Regions from separate parts of the Homo sapiens genome. Here all the other regions are linked to region 3. A link is a loop called in an ENCODE intact Hi-C map of the cell type or tissue named here. Cell type or tissue: gastrocnemius medialis. All regions are shown on one strand.

Evidence for each region. Hi-C counts contacts between places; a loop is a spot of excess contacts. Peaks named below come from ENCODE experiments on the same cell type or tissue, not always from the same donor. Only the 100,000 strongest peaks of a DNase experiment are listed, where the experiment ranks them.
Region 1: it touches region 3 in a loop (6-fold over the local background); 7 of 110 quality-filtered maps call a loop at or near these places.
Region 2: a loop joins it to region 3, with 5 times the contacts of the local background. A loop is called at or near these places in 13 of 110 quality-filtered maps.

Annotation. Positions count from the first base shown.
Region 1 is chr2:167,128,433-167,136,432 of GRCh38, forward strand. XIRP2 (xin actin binding repeat containing 2) reads left to right here. Exons shown (of 11, transcript NM_152381.6): 3 at 7,477-7,630. All of the region lies in intron 1 of XIRP2-AS1 (XIRP2 antisense RNA 1), which reads right to left. Among named protein-coding and RNA genes, the nearest start is that of XIRP2-AS1, 8.5 kb to the right of the region's middle. In gastrocnemius medialis, no CTCF peak of the experiment used is centred here; no DNase peak of the experiment used is centred here; H3K27ac peaks cover 1,819 bases.
Region 2 is chr2:167,287,831-167,295,830 of GRCh38, forward strand. B3GALT1 (beta-1,3-galactosyltransferase 1) reads left to right here and starts at 5,171. Exons shown (of 5, transcript NM_020981.4): 1 at 5,171-5,504. RefSeq lists enhancers at 4,437-5,050, 6,279-6,891 and a silencer at 5,286-5,335. In gastrocnemius medialis, CTCF peaks have their summits at 4,788 and 4,988; DNase peaks (open chromatin) are centred at 4,711 and 5,131; H3K4me3 peaks cover 3,182 bases; H3K27ac peaks cover 774 bases; H3K27me3 peaks cover 2,305 bases.
Region 3 is chr2:168,114,069-168,122,068 of GRCh38, forward strand. All of the region lies in intron 10 of STK39 (serine/threonine kinase 39), which reads right to left. Among named protein-coding and RNA genes, the nearest start is that of STK39, 130 kb to the right of the region's middle. RefSeq lists an enhancer at 2,294-2,833. In gastrocnemius medialis, CTCF peaks have their summits at 4,790 (motif pointing left), 5,668 (motif pointing left) and 5,868; a DNase peak (open chromatin) is centred at 713; H3K27ac peaks cover 2,513 bases.

The DNA.
Region 1 (8,000 bases), 990 kb before region 3:
CGGGAAATACAGTGTTGGCGAGCTGGGAAACCCGTGAATATGGAAAGCTGACTTCATATCTACACATTCCACAGGGCTCACTATGAGACTTGAACGTGTATGGGTTTTGGTATCCGGGGCGGTCCTGGAGCCAATCCCCCCTTGGATATTGAGAGGCAACTGTATGATCTGTTTTTCACACAGCTGACAGATATATGTATCTAAAGCACAAATCTAATCCCGCCACCCCCACTTAATTCACTTGCAAGAGTTCTTGTTACCTACAGAATCAAATTCAGGAAGCTTTCTCTGACCACATCTCCCCAGAATCCTCCATCTGTAGTGTCCAGGACACCTACATTTCTTTATTATCACACTCTTTTTTGTTACAATACTCACTTGATGTATCTTTCCCTGCCATTACACTATGAGCTTCTTGAGGACCCAACTTGCATCTTAATCATTTTTGTAGTTATGGTGCCTAAAACATTTCTTGAGATAGATTAATTATTCAAAAATATTTTGAATGAGTGAAAGATGAGTATAGAATATAATGATTGAAGGGGCTTCCTGGAGGAGACTGCACTGAGTTAGGTCATGAGGGAAGAAATATTTTTAATACATAGTGGGAGAAGGTACAGTCTTCCAGGAAAGGACTTCTGAAAAAATAAAAATAAAAGTTCAAAGACCAGATGGGACAGTAACACAGCAGAATTCATACAAGGTTTCTTCTCTGGTCTTTTATATTTTGGTAATTTTCCTTTATTTTTGCTCTTCTCTTTATGTCTGTGTAAAACTTCTTTATGCTTCTATTAATATTTTTATTTCTCTAAAGGTAAGAACCCACTGAGTCTGGGAGTGTACACGAGCTAGCTCAGCATTTTAAATGTAGACAAATCTAAATATTTTCTTTTTATCATTTTATATTTTCCTGGGGACCTCTTCACTCACGGATCCACACTGAGAGGAAAATATATAAAGCAGTAGGGCAACCTGCTTTCTTTTCAAATGCCTGGTAAGATGTTCTTATTATTTTAGGGGACTCTACAGCTCCATGTCTCTTGTGAAATAGACATTGGGTTGTATTAAAGACTTGGCATTTTTCATTCTCACATCTTAAAAAATATTTTATCTTCTAAGATTATAATTATACATATGTTAAAGCAATAAATATATATAAGTAAGAAAGAAAAATTATCCTGTAATCCCAGCACTTTGGGAGGCCGAGGCAAGTGGATCACCTGAGGTTGGGAGTTCGAGAACAGCCTGAACAACATGGAGAAACCCTGTCTCTACTGAAAATATAAAATTAGGCAGGCGTGGTGGCGCATGCCTGTAATCCCAGCTACTCAGGAAGCTGAGGCAGGAGAATCACTTGAACCTGGGAGGCAGAGATTGTGGTGAGCTGAGATCGCGCCATTGCACTCCAGCCTGAGCAAGAGTGAAAAACTCAGTCTCAAAAAAAAAAAAAAAAGAAAAGAAAAGAAAAATTATCTTGCTCTCTTTCAAGTTTGTTTCCCTTATTTTCAATTGCTTTCCTCGTTTTGAAGAGTCATAAAACTAGTAAAGATAATAGACCTCACTGAGAGATTTTACTTATTTACATATTATTTAAGCGAGAGACTCCACCAGTACCTCTGGAACTGCCTCTCCATAATCAGCAATGACTTCTCTACCCTCCACCTCTTCTCCAAATACTTCTGTCACCTTCTTGCTTTAACAGAAACATGGCCCTCCCCTGAAATCACCAGTGTCCCTGAATTGTCTCCATGTACCTGGAGACCATTCTTCCTAATCACTCCTCTCCTACTTTTTCTTTAAAAAAAACCCCTGCTCATCTGAGACTCATTCAGTCAGCTGCACCTTCCCCACCAACCACCAACCATCATGACTGTTATTTATTAAATTCAATGGTTTCCCTCGTTTACAAGGACATTGATACACAACTTACAGCTTTTCTCTGCCTTCAAGTCCTTCCATTTTCCTGGGACACCATCATGGCCTCTGAGTTCCTAGGTTTCCTCCTATTTAATAACTTTCCCCCTACCCTAGCTTTCATTTTTTGGTCACCGCTGGATCCTAACAAGTTACCCTACTCCCTACAAACTAAAGCAAACATCTCAGTGGCCCCAGTCACCACTCTTTACAATTTGCTTTGCCAAGTATTCACACTAAAAGGGTTCTTTAGTTTCACCAAGATCTCCAGTCTGCTGACCCTTTATCTGTCTTCCAGTTTACCCTTTCTTTTCTTTCTTTCCTTTTAATCCAACTTACATTGCACAGTGTATCATTTCAATCGCTCTCTTAGATCTCTTGGTGGCGACCTAAATTTCCTGTACCTGGTCTCTCCCTGCCCTAACCCCACTCTGCAATAGAAATTTTATTTATATTTTTCCTCACAAAACCGCTCCCTGGCTGAAGTCAGCTATATACTTTCTCATTGCCCAAACTAGAACTATGGAGAGTTTTCTGAATTCGTAAGTAACTATGTAACTTAACAGGCCCTATTGGTAGCCCTGCAGAGTTAATATTACCAACTTCAAATGGGCCCCCAGTGCTGCACTGCCACAGTCATCTTTAGTCATCTCTCTTCCTCCATTCCCCCCATCAATTAAGGTAAACTTTCTTCATTCTCTTCAGATACCCCTATGTTCATTAGACTTTGCATCATAACAGAGAAAATAGACAACTTCTGCCTGGGTTCTTATCTTCAAGCTACCAAGCTTGCAAATCACTTATATCTACATTAATTTGACCCTCCTTCCCCTCAGTGAGAACAGGAACGCTTTCTGTTATGCTACCTTCGGGCTATATTTCTACCCATGCTTTGGGTTCCATCCTCTTGCCCTTCTCAGGAATTTTCCTTCACTGATTGTTATTGCTCTCTTCTATATAGTCAGCACCTCTATCTCATTAAATAATTTGAGTTAGCTTTTCAACATATGCAAAACTCTTCCTTTAAAACAAACAAAACACATCTCTCTCAAGTTACTGCTCTATTCCTCCCATCCACATTAACATTGAAATGTTCAGTAAGTGAGCTCCATTCACCATCTCCCAGTCACTCTCTCACCCACTTCAAATTGCCTTCCAACCTTTGTACTTCCAAGGAAGCAATTTTGCTCAACTGTTGACATCCATGTTGCTCAACTCAAAAGATATATTTAAGTCCTTTTCAAATTAATACTTTCAATACAAGTTCAATATTGTCAAAGATGTTCTTTCCTTCTGATTTTTCTCCTCTGCCATCCATTTAATGTTGGCATTTTTCAAGGCTTGGTTCTGGACTCACTCTCCATCACACTTTATATACTCTCCCCCTAAGCAAGTTCATTCAAGCCTGTTGTTTCAATTACCACGGAAGGCAGATGACTTAAATTAGTTGTTCAGTTTGGACCTCTCCTCTAAGCTCCAGGGCTACACATCCAACTGCCTTTTGGACATCTTGCTACCCAACTCATGATCTATCATCTCCCTCAAACCAGCTTTTATCTGATATTTTGACATCATTTAATAGCTTCACAATCCATTTTGTTGTGCATGCCATAGAGAAAAATTAAATTCTCTCCCATTCTCACTCCCTCTCTCTCTCATTCTCTCTCTCCCCTCCTCTCTCTATCCTTCTCAAACTTCCGATTCAATCCATGACCAAGCTTTGAAAGTTGTATCTCCTAAATGGCTTTCAACTTGGTTCACTTCTGGCCATCTCCATCATCATTCTTTCTTTAAGATCATCATCACTTGCCTGCAGTACTGCTATACTAACTGCTCTTTCCACATGTATTGTAACCTTCTACTCTAACCCAGTCTGGAGTAGTGGCTCTTTACCAGCAGTGACTTTGCTCCCCACATGAGATTTTGCAATGTGCGAACACACTTTTAATAGTTATGACTCCAGAGCTAGGGACAAATGCTCCTGGCATCTAGTGGGTAGAGACCAGGAAGGCTGCCAAACATCCTACCTGCACAGAATAAGGCTCTAATAACAAAGAATTATCTGGTTCAAAATATTAACAGTGACAAGATTTAGAAATCCTGTTCTGGAGTTAGACTGCGCTTTTCACATGGCAGACCTGATTATGTCATGTGTGCATGTGTATACACACACACACACACACACACACACACACACACACACTTAAAAACATTCAATAACTTCCCATTGAGCTAAGACAAAGCAAATATGGTGCTGCAGGCCTTTGTGATCTGCTCCCGGCCTGCCTCTGCAGGCCATCCAGCACCACGTGTTTCCTTTCAGCCTCCCTGCTCCCACCTACTCTATCCTCTGTCCTCCCTCCCAGTCCAGGACATTTGCACATATTGTCTTCACCTGGAAAGCTCTTCACGTAGTTAAGCCCCATTCATTCTTCAAATATCAGCTGAAGGTCGTTTCCCTGGGAGAGCCCTATACAGGGCTCTCTCTCACTGAGTTAATTCCCCCATTAAGACACTCAGCATTAGAGTTGCATGTTTAATACTGACTCCTGGGCTTCGTTACTATTTGCCTCCTTCTCTAGACTGGAAGCCACAAAAGGTGAAAAACATTTCTTTATTTTATTTTAAATAAAATTATACCACCAGTAGTTGGTTGTTGAACATTAGGTGTTCAATGACTAAATCTCTTCCAAGAACATTTGAGAAAACTTAGTCCTAGAAATGGCAAGTGACTTAATCAAGGCCACAAAGCTTATTAGTAGCCAAGGGAGGGCTTGAATCCAACTTTCTTATTGTGAAATGCTGCATTTGTTCCTTCTAAAGTGGTATTGTACGCATTTGTTTAAGCTTCTAGATTTTTACTCAAAGTAAATCTTTTGTGGAAGCACAGTGTATAAAACAGATTACGAGAGATTAAAGCAGATCACTGCTTTGATTGGAGACAGCTCAATTCAGCCTCATCCAAGAAGCTCTTTTACATCTCTACACAGCTGCCTCCTTACCCCTTGCCAGGCCCTGAAGAGCTTGCCTCAGAATGACTTTGATGTGATGACTAGGGCTTGAAAATAAGTCCACTACATTCACATGTAGATTGTTCCTTACTGCCTCCGTACAAGATGCACTCTTGATACTTGTGAATTCCAAAATGAGAATACCAATATAGTATAAGTTAATGTCATCACCAGCTGAAATTTAATCAAATCACATTTCCATGTAGGTATATGAAACAGAAATTATTCCTTAATATCATCAGTCTGAGTCCATGGACCATGTTCAGTATTCCACCTTTTACCAAAACATAAATTTTCCTAACAAAAATCACAACTTTGTAGGGATCTGCACCTTCTATTTATCTCATCTTGTTTTTGCCAATGCTAGCAGTTGGATTAAATTGCTGAAACAAAACAAGCAAACATACTGCGTTCATGTCATAGCAGTCACCTTCCAGGACAGTGGAGAGGACACCAGAATGAACTGAGATAAGGATGTTATACTCGTGCCACATGTAATGGCATGTCTGACACTGTGTCTCAACAGCATGATACCTCACTACAAGTTATGAACATATGGATTTTTTGTAATAGTTGGAAACACATGTTAAAGGGAATGCCCTGAAAAAAATGACAAGTTCTTTTTCTCTATTTTTCTCCTGCAATTGTTTTTAGCTTCAGTTAAAGTTCACTCTAATGAAGACAGCATACATCATATATTTTGGGAGTATCCAAAGATGATATGATTACCAGATAACAATATTTCTAGTGATTTTATATATATGTGTATATATGTGTATATACACACATTTGTAATAAATGTATGTACACACATATACATAGTGAATATATTCATATATATGAATATATATTCATGTATATTCATGTGTATATGTATATTATATATTTGTGTGAATATATATCTTCACATATACTTATGTACATGTGATATATGTATATATATATTTACGTGTGTGTATATATCTTCATATATACTTGTTATGTACATGTGATGTATGTATATATATATTTACATGTGTGTATATATTATATATAAATTGAAAAGCTTTTCTTTTCTAACCATAGCAAAGACATAGAAAATGTATCTACTCTAAGAATGTTTCGAAGCTTTTAGCTGTCTCTCAAACTTGACTCACTCATGTCTGTGTACTTAAGAGGTAACAAAAGTGAAAAACAATTACTGACATCATTATCTGAATGGCTGCTTAGAGAAATACAATAGTGCCTTCTTATCCATGGGGGTCATGTTACAAGGCCCTTAGTGGATGCCTAAAACCACATATAGTACCGAACCCTACATATACTCTGTCTTTTCCTAAATATATGTATACCTATAATAAAGTTTAACTTTTAAATTCAGCACAGTAAGAGATTCACAACAATAACTCATAATAAAATAGACTAACTAAAACACTATGCTGTAATAAAAGTTAAATAAGAGTGATTTGACCACAAGCACTGCAATACTACGATAGTCCATCTGATAACCAAGACAGCTTCTAAGTGAATCACGGTGGGTAGTATGGACAAACAAACTGATGATTCACGTCCTGGGCAGATGGAGTGATCCTCAGATCAGCATGCAATTTAAAATTTATGAATGGTTTATTTCTGGAATTTTTCATTTCATATTGTGGACCGCAGGTAAATAAAACTGCAGAAACCAAACCTACAGTTACAGGGAAGACTACTGTGTGACCTCCTGTATGAAAATCTTTAACTTATGTGTAGCTGTTGAAAACATTTTCAACATATTACTTGACATATTTAAAACTAGACTTTTGCTTCTTGAACTGTCTTGAGTCATTTACTTACTTTTTGCAATGTTTTTATTCAAAATATTTAGTCTACTTGGCTGGTTTGTTTTATTTGATTACATTACTTGGCCTATACAATAAGGAATCTGTATATTCCTTATTGGCCTATACAATAAGGAATGCTAGACTTTCTATGTTGGAAATATCCTTTATATTTCCTTTCTTTGGGAATCTTTTATCTCTTCACCTTTAAATTACTATCTGAAGAAGTAATTTCATAATCTTTATGAATCGAAAAACTGTATTCAATGTATGCTGGCTGAATGGGCTTGTAATTTGGGAACTCTATAATTGCTAAGGTTATCATTACAGGGTGAACATGACATTAAACTCATTTCCTTCTGTCTTCAGCATATAATGTTTTTACATTGCCATTTTTTGAAAGTCCCTCATCAACATTTCTCAGGCCTAGAAAGTTGCATCCATTAACATATATTATGTTGTATTGTGACCCTTATTTCCACTCTCTCTCTTTTATGAGAGAAAAAAACACACACACATGAAAGGAAGGCTAATTCAGAAGTGGAACCAGTGGCAGAAAAGTAAACTAAGCGTTCAGATATATGTTTGCAGTTCTTGGCAAAGTTATCAACATTTTACCTGAAGCATATTGAAAACATCCCTCATGACAGAAATCCCTCCCTCTTTCATTTCTGCCTTCTAACCCCCCTAAAAAACACATCTGTTTCCTACTGATAGCTTTTAACATACAACCCTTTAATGTCTTGTAACAGGAAGTGGAAATTGAGCGAAGTTTGTGCTCGCCAGCTTTTAAGAGTCACCCTGGGAGCCAGCTGGAGGATTCTGTGAAAGATTCAGACAAGAAAGGCAAGGAAACATCTTTTGACAAGATGTCACCTGAAAGTGGTCACAGCCGCATCTTTGAAGGTTAGCATAACATTTTGATATGCTTTCTTGACATCATACCTTGTACAACATGAGTGGTTAATAAATAAAATATATGAGGGGTTTGTTTAAAAATTAGTAAGGAAAATAATGACTGCATATAGTTTAGGAAATACAATTTAGGAAAAATAGAGGTGTTTATAAATGCTTCTATCCTTATTATATTTTAATTAGATTTTTAAAACTAAATAGAATATATTTTAATTGACTATAAACCAGTACAACAAGCATTTTCAGTATTAGAGGTTTGAAACAATGCACTTGACCATAATCTGACTTTAACTTTTGTGAAAATAAAAGGAAAACATACTTGTCTTTCTGTCTGTGGGTAACAAAAGAATAAACTAGGAGT
Region 2 (8,000 bases), 830 kb before region 3:
CTGTATGAACTTCACAGACTTGCATGACTTGGCATCAGTAAAAGCTAATGATGATTCGTGCTATTAGCTTCCATAGCTCCAGTCCCTAGGAACTCAGCTTTGACCTTTTATTAGCAGTTTTCTCCCGAGGCAAGTAGGATTATTCTCTAGGCTCACTTCCTAATCACCCTAGAACACCTGGAGAATTTGTTAAAAGCCAGACTGAGTGAGGGTCTGGGACGCTAAAAGAAAGTGAAGATTCAGTCTAAGGGAAGAACGCTCTTGCCTGTGTAATCTGGACAACAATCCTGGGATACCATAGAAAATAAAATTACTGTTAGAATTCAACTTATGTAAAGTTAAAATAGTCATAATTGCAAAAATTCATGTTAAATATTATAGTTTGGTTTCAACTTTTAGCATCATTTCTCCCTGCTCTTCCCCACAAAACCCCATGTAACATTTATACATTCATTTTTCCTTGACCAAACATTTATTGAGCTCTTATCACTATGCTAGACACTTAAATAGCATTCTGTTATGGTAATACAGGAGTCATTAATTTTTTAAAATTAATTTTATAGTGTCCTATGCTTTAAGTGGCTTCAGAACCTAGTATTGACTAATGAAGCCATAGAGAATGCTTTACAAATAACTTGAAAACTCTGCTCCTTTTCTCCTTCCTTACTCCTTCTTGCCTCTCACTTCTTCCTTACTCCCCCTTCCCCGACACACACACACACACACACACACACACACAAGCATATGCCTTCCTTCTACTTTTCCATGTCATGCTGCACCAATGTCATATGTAGCTGCTGTTAAGTAATCACAGCTTAAAGAAAAAAAAATTCATTATTAATAGACGTTGGATTTTCTTACTCAAGCAAATGACCAAATTTTAAATTATAAAAATTGAAAATGGAATCTAATGAGGTAAAGAGGTATCTTTTCCGCAATTTTGGTAATGACTTGATTTCTATAACATTATAAACAAACACTCAAATGAAGGATTGCATATCTTTAAACATGCTTTTGTTTTAAACATAACAGTAATAAAGACTGTCAATAATTTAAGACTTTATGAAACTATGTCAATTCAAGTTTTTTATACAGCCTTCTGCATAAATCATGACTCTACCTCCATTTTAAAATATTGAACGTAAAGAAACGTAACTCTTTTCTAATGTAAATATCCCACTTGAATTATCCTTTCCCCATTCTGCGTGGATCAAATGGTTGTCACCCTAATCGCCCTACCACAATTCTTTTTAAAGGAAACCAAAGATCTTCTCACCCATTCTCACCATCTCTTGTCAATACTTACAGTCAAGAGTTGATTTTCAGATCAAATTTCGCCCCCGCTCCAAAATAAACACTATCCTTACTTTTTCTTAATTATAAATGATCTTCTAGGCTTGTTGCCCTACTATACTCTTTCCTTCAAAATATTTTACATTATCTTAGTTTCAATGATTTCCTCTTTATTGATAACTCTCAAATCTCAGTAGCAAAGAGTATGTTGTGGTGGTAAGAGTACAGGGCTAGGAATTTGAACACTTGCCTGTTTGGAGTCCTGTTTCCTACAAAATTTTGATGAATGATTTTCTTCTTTTACTTATATTTGTGTGTGTGTGTGTGTGTGTGTGTGAGATGTGTGTGTACACACAGGTCCTGGTATAAAGAATATTTTTAAAAATGCTAGTTATGATTAACTTAGTAGAATCTAATCTATTCTGTTAGTTTTCATTCTTGTCTTCTCGTTTTGATTTTGCTTCAATCTTTCAATGCAAAGAAAACCTAATGTAGCAATCTTATAATATGAGCACAAATATTTATTTTATAGAAGTTTTATAGTTTTTAAATATGATAATTGAGGTGTTCTGTATTTGAAATTATCTAACAAGTTATATTATTTAGGGAAATAGGCTTTATTTCAGGTGTAATTTACATCCAATAATAAAACATAAAAGTCTGCCCTTCATTTAAATTAAGATGCCAACCATTAAACTTGCATATTTTAATAATATTGGAAGTGGCATAGTGAAGGAACTAAAGGAAAAACATTCTAAGCTGGGCAACATCAACAAATAAAGTGTAACTGATAGTCAATTTATCCTAAAATTGGTAAAGGAACTCTTTGAAACTTAATATGTTCATCTTTAGAAATAGATATTACATATCCATAATGAACAGTGCCATTGTAAGAATTAAACTAATTCACATTTGAGAGAGGGTAGTATTTATCATTAAATTCCAATTCTTCACCTTTTAAGAAGGGCTTTTCTGCAAGAGTCCATTGTGGCTTGTAGTTTCAATTATAAGTTAATCCTCATCTCTAAGAAAGGCAGCTATAGGTTTTATTTTGTTTTTAATCTCTACTTTACATATAAGGAATACTGGGAAAGTTTAAGTGACCGACCTATGATTACTCACCCAGACATAACCAGAGCTGGAACTAGACCAATTTCTCTCACTTCCTATTTAATTTTCTGCCTGCTAGATGTAACTTTTGTCATAATGGATCCCAATGAAGTATTCAGTTCCTATTCCTAATAAATATAGATTTTCCACATCAATTAATATGAAGTTATTTTACATACTTTCAGGATTAGGTCAATCATTATTGACCATTATTGCTGGTACTGACCAAGCCAATTTCTGTCACTATTAACAAGTGGAATGAATTCTCTCATTGCACAAGGAGAAAAACAGACATATCCGTAGGCCAAAAAAAGTTATTAAATTTTCTTATTAAACAGTCATATAATTAAGTAACACTGGACTTTCTGTCCAATATATCCCATGAAATTCATAATAATGCATGAAAACCTACTTAACATGCAATCTTTTCAGATACTTTAAAAATTTTGTCTTGGTTTTTCATCTTTACTGATTTTAAATATTTCATGGTTTTCACCATTAGTACGTTGTTAATTATGAAGTGTTTTTTCTCAGAGCTGCTTATACAGCATTAGTGATATGGTAGCAATAGTGATATGAGATATTAGTGTTATATCTGTATGCAGACTGTTGATTTTCTTTAGCTTTTTTGCTTCTGTAGGATAGTCATTTAATTGTCTTAATCTCTAAAAACACGGTACATAGGACCCATGTATTTTCAAGGATAACTGTTGCAAAATATTGAATAACATGGAAAGATGATATAAAATACTGGAAAATAGCATAATTGGCAGGGCATGGGAGAATGGTTAGAAAAATCATATTGATACTTGTGCAAGCACATTTCTGCAAGTTTCCACATAGCTTACAACATTCTAAAGTCAAAATTAGCTTTTAATGGAAAATCATTCAAAACTTACCTTTTATCAGGCATATTTCTAAACTGTCATTGCATTTTAATTTTGATTTTGAGATTTAAGTTTTAAGATTTCTACATTTTGCAAATATCAGCTCCTCCCCATGAATAAAATATATTTTTGAATAAATATATTTTTCTTTCTCTCCCAGATTTCAGCTTCACTCTTTTATTCCTTTATTATTCATTTTTCCCCTTTATTACCTCATATAGTCAATTAGGGTGCTGATTTTATGTCATTGCACAATAATAAAGAACTACATATACAATTTCTGAAAACAAAACAACAACAAAAACCCCTCTCTAGATTAAAAATCTAGTGTGGTGTGGTCCATATTCTCTGTTTTTAGCCTTTAAAAAAATGAACTTATCTATTAGCACAGCCAGTTCTTTTAAGAAGAGATCATCTGGCTCCCAAACTACATTGGTCAAATTACTGAAGGGGAGGAAGGCATAAGAGAATTGGAAAAAACAGTGATGATATGCACATAATTTCTATAGTACTAAAAGATGGCAATACACATCTATTTTGCAATCAAATTTTCCTCATAATGCTAATAAAATTTAGACAGGGTTTGTTTTGGTGATCACAGGATATATGGAGTTTTTAAAGAGTAAGGTAAGTGAAGAAAAGGGTGATTATTATTGCAAACAAAAAGGATCCCTTAAAAATACAATTAGCAAGAAGAGCTTCAGCATCATAGCTAAGACACATTGAATTCCAGCAATTTGTCAACTATGTAGCTGATATACACACTTGATTTTTGACCCTCACAACAACGTTGTGAGGTGGGTATGACTATTTATCAGAGGGTCACTTTGGGAAGGTCCCAAGCTTATTACAACCTTCATGTACAACTTTTTTTTTTTTTTTTACTAGAACATTGTAATATAAACTTATTGGTAGAACTCTGAGCCATTCAGACATATTTGTACTAAAGAAACTAAAAATGTTCCATAAGGGAAGATCATTACAATTTAGGGGAGAGTGGTGCAGAAAAACATTTTGTGGCTTTTGTTTTCTTTTTCTTTTATTGCTAAATAACATTACTTCGCTAGTGTTTGAGTCAAACACACATTAAAAAAAACTATTAGAACATTCAGACTTGATTATCCAAAGAAAAAGGAAAAAAAGGAAGCCAACCAATTAGGGTGGCTGCTTAAATTATCTTTCCCCATTCTCAAGGTTTTTTGTTTGTTTGTTTGTTGCGTTTGGGGTGGGGAGGTGAGGGGCGTTTATTTGGAGGGAAGACGGGGAAGGTCCACTCTGCCTACAACTCCGACATTTCTCCGTGTGCCTCTTTGCTAGCTGGGGACACTTCGTGGCTGATTACTATGAGGAGTGGTTCGAAGCCTAAGAAGTAGTACTCTTTTCAGCTGCCAAAGGGAGAAGGACGGGGGCGCTGTCTGGTGACTGTTCGCGTGATTCCTTCAAGGCGGCGACCACCTCCTGGGATTCGCTCTCCAGCCGCGCCGTTCGTACTCGGGTCCCGCGACCCCTCCCCGCTCCCCCCTCGCCCCAGCGATGCCAAGACGCTGAACCGCAGGGACGAGGCTCTGGGGACAAAGTCACCCCGCGGCGCCCTTTCCTGCCAAGCCGCGGGCTCCTGGCGGTCAGAAAGCGCCCCAGGCCCACCCCTGCGGGCCCGGCTTTCCCTCCTCACCTAAGGCTCCGGGGCCACGAGTCCCCCATCCTGCGCCCCTCCCGCGCCTCCCCCATCCCAAACCCCAGCAGCGTCGCTGCCTCTCCCGGAAACAAGCCCGCTGAGCAAAGGCGGAGGAAAACCTTGGGCCTTCCGCTCTGATTGGTCTCCCCCCGCCGAGCGGGGCGAGGCAGCGATTGGCTGCCGGGCGTTGTCAGTCGCCGAGGCCAGAGCCATCGCCGGGGAAGCGCAGCCGGGCTCGGGTGCTTCGGCTGCCGCCGCGGCTGCTCGGCTAGTGCAGCTGGGCGAGCTCGCGCGGGCGCCGCCGCCGCCTCTGCTGCTGCCCACCCCGCCGCGCCGCCGGCGCTGCCGGTCTTGCAGGCGGCCGCCGGGGAGGGGCGGCCGAGAGAGCGGAGCACGAGGAGGCGGGGGCGGCAGAGAAGTGATGCTGGCGCCGGGGATCGGGGCAGCGGCAGCGGAGCAGCAGCATCTTCGGGACCCTGGCTGCAGCGTCCCTGTGGCCCGCGCGCCAGCCCAGCGGCCGGAGACCACGCGCCCCGCGGGTAAGGTTCTGTCCGGCAGCGCCCGCGACGCCCCCGGGACGGCTGGCGTGGTCTTTGGGGGTTACGAGGCGCGTGGTGGCCGGGGCATCCCGACGAAGGTGTTGGGACCCGGACTGCGTGTCCCGACGCTGGGCTGTGCTACTGCCCGCGCCCGTGCGGCTCCAGCTGGTGCGTTCTCCCTTCCGCGCTCACAGACTTTGACAGCGCGGGGATGGCATTGTGTGAGTGTGGATGTGGATGCGTGTGTGCGCGCGCGCGGCTTGGGGCACTTTGCAGCGAGAACAGTGGGTCCCCTCTGCGTGGCCCGACGTCCTTCAAGGACCCAAGCTGGGCTGGAGTGAGTAGGATGCTGTTGGCTCGGCGGGAGGTAGAACGCACGGAGCGCACGGGAAAGTCCACCGTGGCTCGTAAAGAGCCGAGCAAATTGAACTTTATTGCGGTGATTAAAAGGAGCTGTGGACCTGGCGCGCCAGGGGAGAGGCGCGTTCCACGAGGCTCCCCAAAGTCCCACTTTGCCCCGGGGACTTCGGAGGGGAAGGGAAGAGAGGGAAAAGTAACTGTTGGTCCACATTGCTGAAGAAAAGGAGGAAAGAGAAGTTGGGGGTGGGGGTGGGGGTGGAGGTTACTCTTGGGGGAGTGGCGACTTTTAGGTGTCTGAAGCCCCGCGTGGGAGGCTTGCTACACTTTTCTGGAGCGCAGACTTGAGGATGGAGAGTCCCACTCTGAGGTACTGGTAGCGGCTCCTCCTGCCTGGTGGCGGCGTAGGGCGCAGCGGGACAGCTTGGTGGAGGCAGAGCGGGGCTCCGACGCCCGACGGCCCGGCGTCCAGGTGGGGCCACTGCCTCCCCAGGCCGCTTTGGCCCGCTGACCTCCCAGGTTGAGACCCGGCCTGGTGCGCCTCTGGCAGCTGCCAAATGCCTGGCGGCTCCGCTTTCCGACAAAGTTCAGGCCCGCTGGGGTCTGGTCCATCAGACCTAGGACACGTTAACCACGCAGAGTAACCAGGTTAGGGTACCCAGCTGCCTCCAGAGCGTTTTTGTTTCATATTAGATTATCTTATTTGATAAAGCTGTTGAGAGTTCCACCCGTGCTGCAAAGCCTTCCGCAGAAGGCGAATTCTTTGCGCTGCTGCAAATGGATGGTGCTACTGGGCCAGATCCGAATCTCCGTAGTTCAGTGCAGTGGGTTCTCCATCCCTGCTCAGGACGCACAAACTTACTCTTGGCGATTGTTTTCTATGTGGCTCCTTGTCTCCGTGGGAGTATCTGCTTAGGAAAGTTCTTGAAATACCTCAATACTAAGGAGCTCTCCCCACTGTCTCAGATGGGGCGAGGCTCCGGTACTTGACTGGCGTTGGGGTTGCAGCAGGGAATGGAGGTGGAACATCAGCTCCCTGCCTGCCAGCTTTGGTAAAACAAAAATTGGCTCAATACAGGGAGGCGGATCTTGAACTGGGGACAGCATTTTTCTTGTTATGTAGCTCCGTAATCTCTTTCACTAGAGGGATCTTTTGTCCCAAAACAAAACAAATCACAACACAACAAAAATACCCAAAACCAAACCGCAGAAACCACTTTGATTGGGCTCATTTCTGATTTGGTAAACCAGAGAAAATGAAAGTAAGGCACGTAATAGAAATGCTATAGAAAATCAGGAGGGAGCTGTCCAAATATGTCAGGCATTTTTCGATAGTTATTTTTCATTGTAAAGATTCTATTTTCTCCCAATTTAACAACTAAGTTATTTTAAAGCAGATGAATAACTTACGATAAACTAGTAGTGATGTTAGTTTTGGGTCCAAGGATGGTCTCATGGTTTTCATCACTTAATTGTTGTGCTGTAAATGGATTTTTTTATTATGATTTTAGTCACACATACTGCATTTGGACTAGTAAAAAATTGGTGCTAAGTATTTTCTTCTTAGCATTCATCATGTCTGGCTTAAAAGTGTGGTTTTCTGATATGATTAAAGAAAGTATATAGTTTGTGGTGGTTGTTCTATACAAAATTTACCTGCTTCCAGGTGATTAATATTGCAATATTTTAGTTATTGAAACCTTCAGGACTTTGTTAAGGTTACTAAAACAGGCTAAGCAGTTTATGTTAGTTTTGTGTTTCTTTTATGCAATACTATGTGCTGGTAAAACTTTTTGTTTTCCTCATAGGTTAATATGGGGGAAATAGGATTAAAGTGTGTTATACTTATTAATTAACAATTTTAAAATAAACTTCAATTAAAACTAAGCTATCAGTAACAGCCAGTACTAAAAATGGAACTTCTAAGGAAAATTTTAACGACTTGGCTAAGAAAGTGCTTTTTCACCTTGACATCAAGTAACATTTTATATATCCACTGCATTATGTATTGGAGTAAGCCACAAGTCTTAAAATGGAATTAAGAGCCTTTGTGCTCATTTTAAGGTTGTGTGTGTACGTGTGTGTGTGTGTGTGTGTGTGTGTGTGTGTGTATGGAACTTTTACTTGGAGGAAATCTTT
Region 3 (8,000 bases):
CAGAAATCATACAATTAAAACAAAAATAAATGGTAGAGTTCCAAGTAAGCTTCAGTAATTCAGAGTCCTTAAGGAAACTTCTAGGACTGTGTATGTTGGCAGAAGAGCAAGAACAGTTTTATCTAAAGCATGAGGTTGTAGCTGTTGGGTTATTGTGCTCTACAGAGACAGGAAGGAAGAACGAAAGAGCAGGATGAAATTCACTAACCTTAGACAATAATTTCCTTAAGAAAATAAAAGACAATTCTCACATGACATTTAAATACTTCCTTATGCTCACTTGTATAATACACAACTCCTTCCTTACAAAATGTTCCCTGACGCACAATGAGGGAAGGGAGAAGAAGGCAAAAAAAGCATTTTTAGAATCTCTGTTATAATCTGCATAAGTGTTTTACATAAACTGTCACATTTCAACTTCATAAAAACCCTTGGAGGTTGGGAAGGTGGGGAAATCGAGGCTCAGAGAAGCCATGTGATTACATGAGGTTCAAAACCAGCCCAGGGCCAGTGAGGCTGTAATCTCAAGGTTATACGTTCTTTTTAAAAACAATGCAATGGTTCAGGAAAAAAGAAAAATAGGGTTCTCAACTCTAAAAGTTATGAATGGTTAAGATCATAGGATTATGGAAACTGCAGTGCTATCCTTGAGTGTAGGCACTGGTCATGACCAACACCTGGCACCGCATGAATGGCTGACATCGGACCTCATAACAAGCATCTACAACCAGAAGCCAGGGGATGATGAAAACGGCGTGGTCTTACTTTCAGGCAGGCAGCTGGTTTATCACTTGTTTGTTCTGGACAGAAGAGATTACAGTGACAGAGTAATGGGCAAAACACCTTGTAACACTGCACACTCGGTCTGTGTCCAAGAACAGACTGCAGAACAAAACGGCTTCAATACGTTTTACTACCAATGGCTCTCTCCTAACTAACTTTAATGGCCCCAAGAGTTCAGGACCCTAAGCTGGGATCTACATAATAGGCTCTAGGTCAATTAGCCTGAAGTACCTCGTATAATCTAATCTCTCCTAAAGTACTGAAAGTCTCAAGGTTGCAGAACCACCAGAAGATCTGGAATTCTCTCTACAAAACAGCTAACTGTAGATCTAGGAAAAAAAATGAAATAAAGTAAATGTTCATGGATAACATTCCAATGCCAAAAATAAATAATATTAAATACCATATGCTAGGCACTGAATTAAGCATATATACGCATGCACCCATGTGCATGGGTGTATACATAAGTAATGTTCTACAGATGATGGACCTGAGACTCAGGCTGGGATTTGAAACATAACACCTCCCACTTTAAACATATGTAAGGTGATATGTGTCAATAATTATAAACCATATACTCTTTGACCAAGCAATCCTGTTCCTAGGAAATAGACTAACAAAATAGGTAACATCTATGTAATAATGCAAGTACAATGATGTTCATCCCAGTGTGGTTAACGATTTCTAAATTGGCAACAATCTAGTATTTATCAAGAAAAAATTGATTCTTAATTATAGTCATTCTTGCAGAATTTCATGCAGCCATTTGATTACGCTAATCTATGTTTGTTGACATAAAAAGATGTCCAAAGGTATATCTTAAATGAAATTGCAGGTAGATTGCAGGACAATAAATATGGCATGATTCCAACTTTGTTTTCTGGAGAAATGACTCTTTGAGCTGAAACTGAGGTCTGCTCAGGATGAGAAGAGCTGACACTTCCAGGGGGAAGAGCAACATGGACAAGGGCTATGGGCAAGTGGACAATAGAGAACTGAGGGTGGAGAATGCAAGACAAGGCTGAAGAGCGAAGAAGGGACTAGACCATGCGAAGCACTGGAACCCCGGTTAAAGATTTTAGTTTTTGCCCAAGAAGAACAAGAAGCCACTGAACAGTCTCCATGTCACAGACAAGGCACTGGGGAGCTCAGCTGCCACTCAAGGTTACCCCATGAGTGGGTCGTAGAGCCAGGGCTGGCTGGAGTCTATCTCAAGAGCCAAAGCTTGGTCTTAACCTTCAAGCATAGATTTTTATGGTCCCAGCTTCCTGACCAAGAGCTACTCCTGAGCCTTTCTCTCCTTCATCTGCCTCTCACAGCTTTCCACAAAGTCACAGAGAAAGCCCACCCCTCACCCAAAACAACTTCAACTGGCCTTTTCAATCTGGGTTAAATTAAAGGCTACTGTTTGCATTTCCCAGCTCTATGATTGCTGTGAAAGTTGTACAAGGGCGCCTTAATTTTGTATATGTCTATATGTGAAGAACAAAATTAAAAGTCATTAGACACTCTTCTAAATCGGTATTTGAATGTGTCAGAAGTAATTCAATGGAAAGCTTAGAAAATTCTATATCAAAGTGCAACCTTAATCGAGTCCCTTGAATTTTAATTTGTTTTAGAACTACTGGATTTCAAAGTAAAAAAATATATTTTTAAAAACAAGGTATTTCTGGCCTTTTAAAATAAATAGAGCCCTGAATCTTTGTTAAGTCAATCAAGTTTGATTAGCCTAAAACAAGCAGACTCCCGACCCCCAACAATGATGTCTCAAACATATGTACCACACCCCCTGCTGGCCTCTCCACATTCCCTGTGATTGAATGACCACAACCTAAGAGGCCAGGGCAGAGGGGCAAACATTTGCCTTCCTCCCACAGATGATAGAACCCTTCCTTTCCCCGTGATGCATAAAAGTGCCATTACTTTCCATTTCCTTCACCTTCCCTACTCCAAAACATCTTACTCATTTTAAAGACTTGCAGGATCATGATATAAAAAGTTTAAATTATTTCTCCTAAGTGAGGAAATAAGTAAAAGGTAATCCAAAAGTGGAGCGTACTAAAACCTAATTTAAAGCTATTTTTGGAATATCTTCCTAATTAAATGCAGCTTCAGGTAACAGGAAAACGTATGTGCATCCTGGCTCAGAGAAGAAAATGACAATAGTCAATATATGCTGAGTGGTAGGGACTACATTTTTGTTGTCAAATAATACAAAGTGCATAATTCACAATTATTACCTAATAATATCTAACCATTCCATTCTATGATCATGTGGCAAAGGTGAATCAAGTTAATGGCTCACTCAAGACTCTCAACAAGTTGGTGCTAACAAAGTTGATTTTAAATTTAGGTTCGGCTAAACCCTGAGTCCCAGACTTCAAATACAAGAATACAGCACCAGCTGAAAAATATCTTAACTATTCTTCTTTAAAACTAAAAGCAGATTTCCTCTACCTCCCCTTGCACTCTCACACCAGCTCCCATGAAGACGATCCTCATCACCATCTTGCTTGCTAAACTTCAATTTGAAAAATAGTTACTAATTGACCAAAATACTATGTTGGGTACTGAGAACACAGAGATAAAAGGACACCATCCATGCTCCACAAGAATTGATAGTAGGCTACAGAAGGTAAAACTAGCAGAAAGTAAGCTATAAATGACACCAAGTGCAACAACATATTTAAGCTCAAGGTAAGGAGTAGTACAGAGAACAGACTGATGAACCTCCTGGGGTGCTGGGAGGGTAGTATCAGAAAGCTTCACAGAAAAGATGCTAGGCTGGGAGAGATACAAGTGTAGGGAGAGGCCTTCATGGTGCATGTGGGGATTTCAGGAGTGTACTGGTAGAAAAGTACAATTACCAAACACATCTAATTTGGTAAAGATGTGTTGAAGGCCGAGGTGGCCCGTGGCTGAGAGAAAGCCTGGAGACATAGACCATGGGACCCTGGAGTGATCCCTTACCTCCAAGTGATGTGCACCTCATCTTATAAGTGGCGGGAACTTGTATCTTATCCTATTAATGACAAGAAGCCATTGAGTTTTCAATCAGGGAGAAAAGACAGTACAACTATAGTAGAGTTTTGACAAGATCAAAAGGGCATTTACTGACAATATTTTATATTAGTTTTTCCGCAACTCTAGCCAAATTATTTTCCTTTCGGAAGAAAGGAAAGAAATGGTACACTAGGATTAGAGGGAGCTGAGAGGCTGAATAAAGGCCACCTACCGTAGGGAAGGTCAGCACCTAGTAGGTTACCAGGATGCTCGGGGAGCACTGCATGGACAGATGGAGGAGGAGGAGGAGGCAGTCGGGAGCTTCTCTCAGCAAGTAACACGCCACTTCAGTTCCAGAAAAGCTAGCTCATGCACGCAAGCTTTTGGGAAAAGTTAGCAAATTTCCCAAAGGCAAAAAGGAAGCACATAATATGTTTGAAGACTATCCAGACCTCACAAATCTAACTGGATGTGATTTCCAGTAACAATTAGTTTTCTACAAACTAAATTTGTAGAAACAGTATCTCTTACAATAATTTCAGAGTATGTGTCATTATTTCTAAATATCCAAAACTGGACCTCCAAGTCTGTGAAAGTTTACACAGCTCACTGTCTTTCAAGATCAATCTAAAAATAAAGACATTCTCCCTAAATGGGGATCAGCAAATTACAATTTCCAGAGTGGATCCTCTCAGCTCCCAGTCAAAGGCAACCAGAAAGGAGTCACTTTCCCAGAACATATGCTTTCAAAAAAAAAAAAAAAAAAAAACAACAACTCAATTCACCAAATGAATTGAAAGTAACTCTGTAAGATGCTTTTCCCCCTTGCTCTTTCCTCTACCCTCACCTCTGCCTAATTCACCCCCAGTGCGAACACCAGTCAAGCCACAGACACAGAGCAAAAGGAAAAAATCTACGGCTGCAAGGCTTTTTACAGACTGGTAAGCAATTCCTGTCCAGATTCTTAGTCAATGAACTGTTCTAATAGCACCCCCTAGTGACCAAAAGCTCTTTTCTGACCAAAGGAACTCTCAGTTCTCAAATAACTAAAAAGCAAAGAATTTAAAATAAAAAAGCAGTGAAAACACCAATGAGCTCACACTCTGTGAACGCCTGTCCCTGTAACAGCCCCAGTGAAATCAGTAACTTTAACCTCTCTGGCCTACTGTTCTCTCAGCTCTAAAATAGGAAAAATAATATCCTCAACCACCCTTGCCCTCCTCCCTGTGAGCATGTGAGTTCCTCAATGAGATTTATTCCCAAGGCACATGGTCGGTTTTAAGCGAGAGGATGGGAAAAGGAAACACAAAGTGGAGAGAGGACATGTGCACTCAGGCCGATGTGGATCACTGGGAGTATTTTATATTAAACCCATAATATGCACGGTAACTGCGGAAGTGGGTCCACTTCTCCTTCACTGTTATTATTGTACATGTTGACTCTCTTCTACCCGTATTTACCAAGCTCTAAGGAGAACTGCAGAAACCAAAGAATTTTCTAAAAATAGCTTGAGACCACAAAATACTGGAAGCTCTCCAATCCCATCTTCAAAATTGAGATGTTTGTTTCTGACACGAATTATGTAAAATGCAAATGGTAGATTGCTTTGATTTGCTAATAGAAAATATAACTTAAAAATAGTAATAGTGAAAAGTCGTTAAACCATCACCCTTCAATCTCCTGCCCAGTAAAGTAGCACCCTAATTGACTAAGGTGTCTCTTGTTCATGGCTCAGTAGGGACCTAACACCCCTTTGATCCCTCAACTCCAAGTCTGAGGCCTTCGACAAAGCCAAAACTTTTGCTCAGTTAGCTTTCCACAATGGCACAGACTTAAAACCCATTGCTGCCCTCTACTGGGAAAACTTGGAACAAAACTAACATCATTCCATCAAGCATTTGAAATCACTCTCTCTTCTCTGCTTTAATGATAATGCATAACCTTCGATATTTTATAAGTTAATTATAAGATTCCAGGAGGGGAAAAAAGCAATTCTGTAGAAACTCAGGGTAATTTTCCCTCTTTATCGACTAAAAGAAGAAACTAAATGGTAACAAACTGGGATACTGGCTTTGGACTGTTAGGACATGATGATGCAGTTGGCCTTGGTTAAGGCTCGACCTCCTTAGGCCTTAATTTTCAGGCCTGTACACAGAAGCATGGAAAACTAGGAGATATTTGTGGTTCTCAATTTTAAAATCCTGTAACCCTTTAGGGATAGCTTAACTCACTTTTAATAGATGGTTTTTCCTTTTCTGTTGGTATTTCAAAATATTTATAGCTTTTTAAAAATCATTCTTAATAGTCTAATGTATCTTATCCTCTGGCCTAACCTATTTAACATATCTTATACTCAGAACTTTACTGATTGTTGTATGGCTGCAGTAATTGAGATAAATGTGACGTAAGCATCTAGCAGGATGCATAAAGGTGCACAATAAATATCGTTTTTCTCTCTTCCCCCTTCACATGTCCCCCATCTACCAGCTTCATGACCTTTCCCGTAGCTGTAGCACAGATGCTATGCCCACATACCAAAGCGCTTATTCTCTATTACTCTTTGAGTTTTGCATGTCTTGTGACGTTTGTGCGTTCTTCACAGAAAGGTGAGTTTCACTGTCTGTGCTATGTCCTTGTATCATGTGCACCTGAGTGCCCACTACTGGTAGCAGTGGTTGTAATGGAAACAGCTGTTCTAGCAGCAGCAGAAATGGGAACAGCAGCAGGGGTGCCCACAGCTGTGGCAGCAATCATAAATGTTACAAAAACAATCTGGACTATAATAACTATAGTAATAAAAGCAATATATGTGATTATTAAAAAATTTTGCTATAACCTGTGCCACTTATTATTTTGTCCCAACCACTATTATATTATGTATTACCTAATTTAGTCCTCCCAAACATAGCTATTATTACCATTACCACTTCATGAGTGAGAAGCTGAGCTTCTGACGGTATCTAACAACTGTTGATGCTAACCAAACTCTCACTAGCCATCTCTCTCCCCAACATAATCTCCAAAGCCTTTTTGTCACCTCCTTCCCTCTACACTTGCTAGAACCCTGGCAAACTTCCCAGATTCCTGCAATGATGCCTGCAGCATCTCCTAGTGCCTGTAGCATCTCCTAGTGCCTGTGAATAGCACAGACATCCTCCTCACACAATTTAAATGGTGGCCGACTCACTCTGAGAATGACAAATACGCTCCCATTTTCCTGTGTACACCACTTAACTCTGCCTACCTTCTCCATCTATATTTCCTTCCTGTCCTCTCCGTTCTCTTCTTCTTCATTCTGAGGTATGATTTGGTGGAAAGAGCATAGATTGAGAATAAGAACTGGAGTTCACTCCTGCTTATTTGGCCATGTGACTTTGGGCAGGTCCTTTTCACCTCTCACATTTCCATCTGTAAAGTGTGACAGTAACACCTGCTCTACCTGTCTTCAAGAACAATTGTTTGGGACAAATATGGAAGCATAAATGAAAGTGATCTGAAAGCTGTGAAAGAATATTGGCTGTGTTTGTATTTAATTCTCACTACTCTTAGGCTCTTCACACATACACGCCCCTTCTCAGGGCAGGGAGGGTTTACTGTAGTGAAAGAAAGCCCTGGTTCTCACCCACTGCCAGCACCTTGATGGATCGGAAAAGAAAACATGAAGACAGGTGAATAGGCAATGGCAATGAACTAACTACTGTAATTATTTTCCTTCTTTCTGTAGGCATCCATAGGCTTTTCCTCCATTTCACCCAAATTAACGGCAATGCAGAAACAACCTTCAATACCCATCTGCACCCCACCCCACCTACAGGACACTCTCTTCACTCCTGATTTCACTACATACTTCTAAAATGTCCAGTCTTCCGTAGCCACAATAATCATTCTCCTTATTTACATGACAATCACACTGCCACTGCTGACTGAGCACCTGCTATGTGTCAAACACGGCACCAGACATCCTGCACAGATCATCTCTCATCCTCACAGCAACACAATGTAAGTATTGTCAGCTCTGCCTTACAGGTTAGGCTCAGAGAGATTAGGCAGCTCACCCAACAAAAGATACAGATATAGCTCTTGCTGTTTCCAGACCAGGCATAGAGACTGGGGCAGCAGGTGCACCTCCACTTCCTGCCTAAATCTGCTAGCAAAGTGGTTTGTATTGTTTTGGTTTTTGTAAAATTTTTATTTTCGTTTCAGGGGCACATGTG